2 separate regions of the Homo sapiens genome follow, and region 1 is linked to region 2. A link is a contact called in ENCODE Hi-C data. All regions are on one chromosome and are shown on one strand. Each heading gives the region's core, a stretch centred on a gene start or an enhancer-like site at or near the end of the contact. The rest is flanking DNA. Distances are from core to core; before and after follow the strand shown.

Region 1 (3,471 bases), core at 824-3,323, 380 kb before region 2:
AGAATGATAGCTTAAAATAATTTCAAAAATAGCAAAAGTATGGAGTTATCCACGAATTTTTACCTGTTAAGTCAATAAATAAACTTCGGTAAACTGAATTTGTTCCTCATGTACTTATATATCTAAAAAAAAAAAAAAAGTTAGTGGATTATACCTATCTCTAAATGGTGAGATAACTTCCTCCTCTCTGCTTATCTATGCTTTCTAAATTTTCTACGGTGAATCAATCCCCACCATTGACCTGCAGCTTCAGAAAACTACTGCTTTCCATTACTACATATTAAATTTGTCTTTCCCAGGGTTTCATATAAATGGAATATGGGACGTGTGCTCTGGAGAGGCAACATGCTCCTCTGTTGGTGAACATTTGGGTTGTTTCCAGTTTGAGGCTATGATGAATAAATGACAAATAAAACTTACTCTTAAAAAATAAAATGTATTTTAAAATAGCAAACTAGTTTGAAAATATTTAGAGTTTAAACTTAAAAGAGTCCATGTATTTAAACCCCCTAATACAGCAATGCACTTTATAGGCACAATTAGAAATTCAGATAGTCACATCCAAAGAACTTTGCTGTGGAGTGGTTTAAAATCGCCTGAAACATTAAAAAAAAATAAAGTCCAGGAATAGTTAAACAAAAAGTCTGAGCACACTTAAATAAATTTTGGTACTATGGTACATCCAGATAGTTGACTACTACACGATTGTTATAAGCTGTAATGTTGCTGAATACTTACGCCTACAGGTAAATGATAAAGGAATAATATTATCTACAGTAGCAATCCAATTTTTATACATAGAAAAAAGCAGTACCAAACAAAATACATGATTATACTAATGACAGTTATCTCTGAGTGATGGAATATGGGAGGGCTTTACTTTTTTCTTCATATAGCTTTACACTGAATAAACTTCTTAATAAAACATAATAAAATTTTATGATAAAAACATGAAAAATTAATATCCATTAAGATACTAGTGAACAAGTGTTTAACTCATAATATAGATTGGTAAATTCTCTTTGCATATTGATTTATGCTATCCAAAACAATATTATTTAGCAATACTATTACACATACCAAAGATTCTTTCCCCCCAACCTCAGGTATCATGTTAGATTTTATTCTTGGCTTTCCTCTCCCTCTCTTTTTTCCTCAAATTAGTACCAGGACTATTGAGAAATGCAGAAGTCAACCCTCCTCTCTAGTATGCAACACTTTTGTGACTTTATTATGGATGAAATTGTTTCAGCTCTAATATACTGTAGAAATCAGATGATACTTGCTTTTGTGTTACATTTTTGAAATGACTTAAATCTTACAGGGAGTCATTTATTATTGATTTAAACACCCTAAGCAGCCATAAGGAAAAGCTTTAGCGCAATAAGCAAATAACTACAAAATCACCTCAACTACTTTTTGTAAATAAAGCAGAAAGGTCATCTGTTTTGTTAAGTCTAATTAAACAATCTGGATCTGACTAAGCTGTCACAAAATATACACTTTCACAGCCTTGAGATTCAAATGATATTTTACTATAGACACTTAATTTACTAATCTATATGGTTAACTTTGTTTGCTTAATTTCTCAACACAGATACTAAAAATTTGTAACAGATGAGTCACTAAGAAACTTGACTGCCTGAATCAGATAGTGTAAGAACATAATTTAGACATATTTTATTTCTGCTCTGTTTATCCATCTAAAAAGTCTAGGGAGTTTCCTGAGTAATGGGGTACCTGTCTCCAGATGCTCTCCTAAAAGGCTAAAAAATGAAACATTTTTTTTTAGAAAGCCCTCTACCCAAACTATCCTTCAGAATGGATTCAGTCAGTGAACGCTTTAAAAAAGAACTCTTTCAGAAAACATCCTATCTTCTTCTAAGAGTGACATTTACAAAGAGCAGCATGGGGCTTATCTGAGTGGTGCAGAGATAAACTTGGCTGGAATAGAATGACACTGGGTTATGCGAAAGGGAGAGGAATTGCGTGAGTAATGCTGAAGTCAGACCAGAGAGGACAAAGGCAGAACACAGGGCATTTGCTGCAATTGTGTTGAAGCAGGCCCCATGCTAGGGAACCTCTCAAAGTCTAGCTCTTCAGTGCTGCCTGAACAAAGGCACTCATGACTCAACTATAAACACACCCCCAAAACTCTCTTCTCGTGAAAGGCCTATATGTCAGTAACTTTTAAAAAACCTACTAGAAAATGTGGTTTTCTCTTAAATTGCAATTCTGTATGTGAGGGTTTTTGCAGTCATTGTTGGTTTTACTCTTTGTAAATGCTAATTTTTATTCAAACTTGATAAATCATTTTCAAATATTGAAAAGGGAAATTTAGGCAGTCTCTTATCCAAAAATTGGATATTGAAATATATTATATATTAATATATTAATATTTGTTTATATATCAATTATATATTAATATTAAAATATTAAAATACATATAATTAGTATCAAAATAGAAAAAGATCATTTTTTATTGATTGGATAGCTTGAATTGTTTATCACTTGTTGTAAGACCAGTGAAATGAGTTCACTATGTGTTTTCATTTTTATCCCTTCATGCAAATTGTCTTGGTTTATTCATTGCTCTAGTCTTTTTTTGTGCATGGACCACGTTCACATTAAATGTTCCATAAGCCTTCTCCACATGCAGATATAACAGTCAAAAATTCTGTAATGTTTTGATCCAGAGCATAAAGAGCTTAGAGTACAAACATGAAAACATTTTTCTTTTCAAGGTAGTGTTGAAGACTAAGGGATGAAAATGAATGCAGTAGGAAGAACAGCTCTTTCACTAATTGGAACATACAGTGGACAATCAGTGCATCTTAACATGGAAAAGTCCCAAGCAGCTTGTGACAAAAAAAAAGAAAAAGAAAAAAAAAGTGCCACTGAAGAAGCTAGAGATGGTGGGGGAAAGTCTGTAAGCAAGGGATTGTTTCTCATGGAAGAAATTCACCAGCCTGTTTTCTATTTGAATAGTGTTTCTGACTCAAGGGTTGGCAGAGGCAGGGCCTGGTGGGAGGTGTTTGGGTTATGCAGGTGGATCCTTAATGAATTGCTTGATCCTATTCTTGCAGGAGTGAGTTCTCACTCTTAGTTCCCCAAGAGCTGGTTGTTGAAAAGAATCTGGCATCTTCTTGCTCTCTCTTTCTTCCTCTCTCACCATGTGATCTACACAAGCTGGCTCCCCTTCGCCTTCCACCATGAGTGGAAGCAGCCTGAAACCTCCACCAGAAACAGATGATGGCACCAAGCTCCTTGTACAGCCTGCAGAACCATGAGCCAAATACACCTCTTTTCTTTATAAATTACCCAGCCTCAGGTATTCCTTTATGGCAACACAAACAGACCAAGACAAGGATGTTCTTCATAGCAATAACTATAATGACAAATATAGGAAACCACATGTCTATCAATTGAGAATGTGACAAATGCATTTTTGACCTATCCATATAATGATAA
Region 2 (3,290 bases), core at 4-2,503:
GTGAGCCTAAGAGTAAGAACTCCCTAGATTCAAATTGTGACTCCCCCATCTACTGTGTGACCTTGGGCAAGTTACATAACCTCTCTGTGCCTCAGTTACCTTATCTGTAAAATAAATACCTTCTTTGCCACATTGTTGAGAGAATTAAGTGAGCCAATACTGCAAAGCATTGAGGAGAGTGTCTGACACATAGTAAGCGCTTAATAAATGTTAGCTACTTTTATACCAAAGTCCTCTATTTAGGAAGTCCTTATTGTTTCTTATCAGCCAATACCTTCACAGGAATGAGCAAGAAGTTGTATAGGCTGAAGAGGGTGGAGGTGGAGACAAGTGGAGTGAGGAGTTAAAAGCATGGCAGAAAACAAAAAGCTCTCTGTTTCTCAATGCTGCTGGGTATCTGTCACCATGGTGATTTGGGGCTGGGACTAGGGGAAGGTGCACAATGAAAGCAGCTGCCTGGGCGCCTCTCAGCCCCACCCTGGTTCTGGCTCATCTTGGCACTCATACTGGTTTCCTCCTAGGGCCTTTCTTTGGGTTTTCCTGGCATCCTCTTTGATGACATAGGAAAGAACATGGACAAATATATGAGAGAAATAAAGAAAAGTTAGAAAACTAGTTACTCACCAAACATTCCGTAAAACTACAGTCAATGTGGGAGCCCAAGAGTGATGCCCACTTTCAAACACCGCTGCCCCCACCAGTGACTCAGTCTAGAACAAGTAGAGTCTGAATAGAGAGCACCCCCCATCAGCTCCCACTCCCGCCCCACACCGCGCTGAGAGAGCTGCCCAGGGTGGGTAAGAGTTAGGAGGGACTGTCTGGTCAGCCGCGGGGAGCGTGTCAACCTCATTTAACCCTGCAGAAGCATTTCCCCCTTGTTTGTACTTAGAACAAACCAGGAATCCATTCTTTCACAGAGCACTGCTCCTGTCCTGAGCTGGCCGCTTGCCTGGTAGCCAATCGAAATGTCTAGCCGCCCCCTAGTGGTAAAGGTTTGTGCCATGGCTGTAGAGAAGGCACCTAAGATCCTGAAAGGTGATGGGAAGGGTGTTTGAGAATGCGCCTTCTTCCCCCTCCTGTGCAAATGGATGTGCCAAACATTTGCTGCGCCAGGGGCCACCTTGGCTCACTTCTCTGCCAGACGCTATGGTGGGAGGTGAGATGCTTGCTGGGCAGAGACCAGATTTAATTTTCTGCTTGTTTCCATAAGTAAACTGTCTATCCCTTGTCAGAGCTTCTCCTTAAGCTCTTTCTGCATCAGGGTGGTAGACACAACATCTGTGGATGCTTTTGATTTCTTGTTTGCCTAGGAACTAACTGGAACCTCTGTGAAGATGGAATGTGGTTTTCTTTCCCTTTCTTTTGGTCCACCTGTCAGTAAGGGGACAGGAGGGAAACCCTCAGGGCTGGCTCATATCTTTAAGGCAGCCCCTGAGTGGTATTCCATGTGGATTGGCTCATTGGTCTTTAATTTCCAGGCTTAGCTTGATCGTAGATTTTAGACAATTTATACTTAATGGTAATTAACAAACACCGATCATTTGAAGGAGTGTTGCTTGGTGACTAAGAGCATAGGCTCTGGCGCCCAGACTACTCAGAATCAACCCTCATCTTTATCACTTACAAGCTGTGTGACCTTGGGAAAACTCCTTAACTTCTCTGTGCCTCAGGTTTCTAATCTGTAAACAGGGGTAATAAGAGAAATTACCTGATAGGCTTACCCAGAGGACTAAATGAGTTAAATTTGTAAAACCCCTGGAGTAGAACCTGATACATTGTGAATGTTGTGTTAGTTATTAGGAAAGTTGTTGTTATATGTCATGGATATCAGTAATTATTATGTTTATTATTATTATGCATTATTAGACATATCACTTCCTTTATCTCCTCCACAATCCTTTTGTTATCCCCATTTCACAGATGAAGAAACTAAGGCAGGAAGTTGTTAAGTGTCTTTCCAAAAGACTGTGTCAAACGGGCCCAGCACTGAGGAGTTCACGCAATCCATCATAGGAGTTCAGAGAGTCACAGGGTAAGCTCATGATCTAAACAAATATCTGTGAGGAAGTGTTATCAGTCCTCAGACAGAAATCTGAAGAGGGTATTGTGTGGTGGATAAAATAGGGAGGCCAAGAGGGGAAGGAAGAGTCAGGAAATCCATGGATAGAAAGGGGAAGAGAAGGGTGAACAGAAGAAATATTGTGAACAAAGGCAAAGATGTGGGAGGCAGCAAGGGATGCTCTGCAAGCACGGTGAGTGTTGGTTGCAGTGAGAAACAGGATGAGCTGTGTACAGTGACTCACGCCTAGAATCCCAGCACTTTGGGAGGCTAAGGCAGGAGGATCGCTGAAGCCCAGGAGTTCAAGACTAACCTGGCCAATGTAGCGAGATCCCCGTCTCCAAAATATTTTTTTTTAATTAGCTGGTCATGTTGGCTCACATTTGTAGTCCCAGCTGCTTGGAGGGTGAGGTGGGAGGATTGCTTGAGGCTGGGAGTTCGAGGCTACAGTAAGCTATGATTGTGCCACTGTACTCCAGCCTGAGGGACAGAGAAAGTCCTTGTTTCAAAAAAAAAAAAAAAAAGAAAAAAGAGAGAAAGAGAGAGAGAAGCAGGATGAGATGGGATTGAGAGGAGAGGAGGAGTCAGATCAGCCCTTTCAGGCTGGGCTGCACTGTTGGACTAGAAGCCCATGAGCAAAGGCTCTCAAATAGGGAAGTGACATGAGAGAGCCAGAAAATCCACTCGTCTGCCCTCTTTTACAATAACTGATAAAATTCCTGATGTGGAGTAATAGTTTTGAATTTTATTTTAATTTTATTGAGACGGAGTCTCGCTCTATCACCTAGGCTGAAGAGCAGTGGGGCAATCTGGGCTCACTGCAACCTCTGCCTCCTGGGTTCAAGCCATTCTCTTGCCTCTGCCTCCCGAGTAGCCAGGATTACAGGTGCCCACCACCACACCTGGCTAATATTTGTATTTTAGTAGAGACAGGGTTTCACCATGTTGGTCAGGCTAGTCTTCAACTCCTGACCTGAAATGATCCAAATACCTTGGCCTCCGAAAGTGCTGGGATTAGAGGTGTGAGCCACCACACCCAGCCTGAATTTTTTTAGAACACACTGGCCCTTAGATTTAGAAGTATTGGTGGTCAGCATCTCTCCTCCACTGGCCATTTTTCTAGTTGGTTCTTACCAATTCTAACCTGACTGTAGATGAAAATGGAAACAAAATTAAAAAAGAACAACCAGGCTGGGCGCAGTGGCTCACACCAGTAATCCCAGGACTTCGA

The links. A loop is a pair of places that touch in the nucleus more often than their neighbours do. Pooled maps may share reads with other maps.
Region 1: a map of PC-9 shows a loop between it and region 2 (4-fold over the local background). The contact joins the enhancer-like site here to the promoter of LINC01516 in region 2. A Hi-C loop is called at or near these places in 2 of 168 maps with a recorded cell type or tissue (PC-9 and mammary epithelial cell) and 2 of 50 pooled maps.

What each region holds. Positions count from the first base shown.
Region 1 is chr10:25,491,818-25,495,288 of GRCh38, reverse strand. All of the region lies in intron 5 of GPR158 (G protein-coupled receptor 158), which reads right to left. Among named protein-coding and RNA genes, the nearest start is that of LINC00836, 160 kb to the left of the region's middle. Within about 2 kb of position 2,073, at least 3 of the 41 ENCODE cell types and tissues checked have a DNase peak (open chromatin) inside an H3K27ac peak, as active enhancers do; they include PC-9, where a contact is called at or near this core.
Region 2 is chr10:25,111,021-25,114,310 of GRCh38, reverse strand. It overlaps LINC01516 (long intergenic non-protein coding RNA 1516), which reads right to left and starts at 1,253. Exons shown (of 8, transcript NR_120649.1): 1 at 625-1,253. RefSeq lists a silencer at 887-936.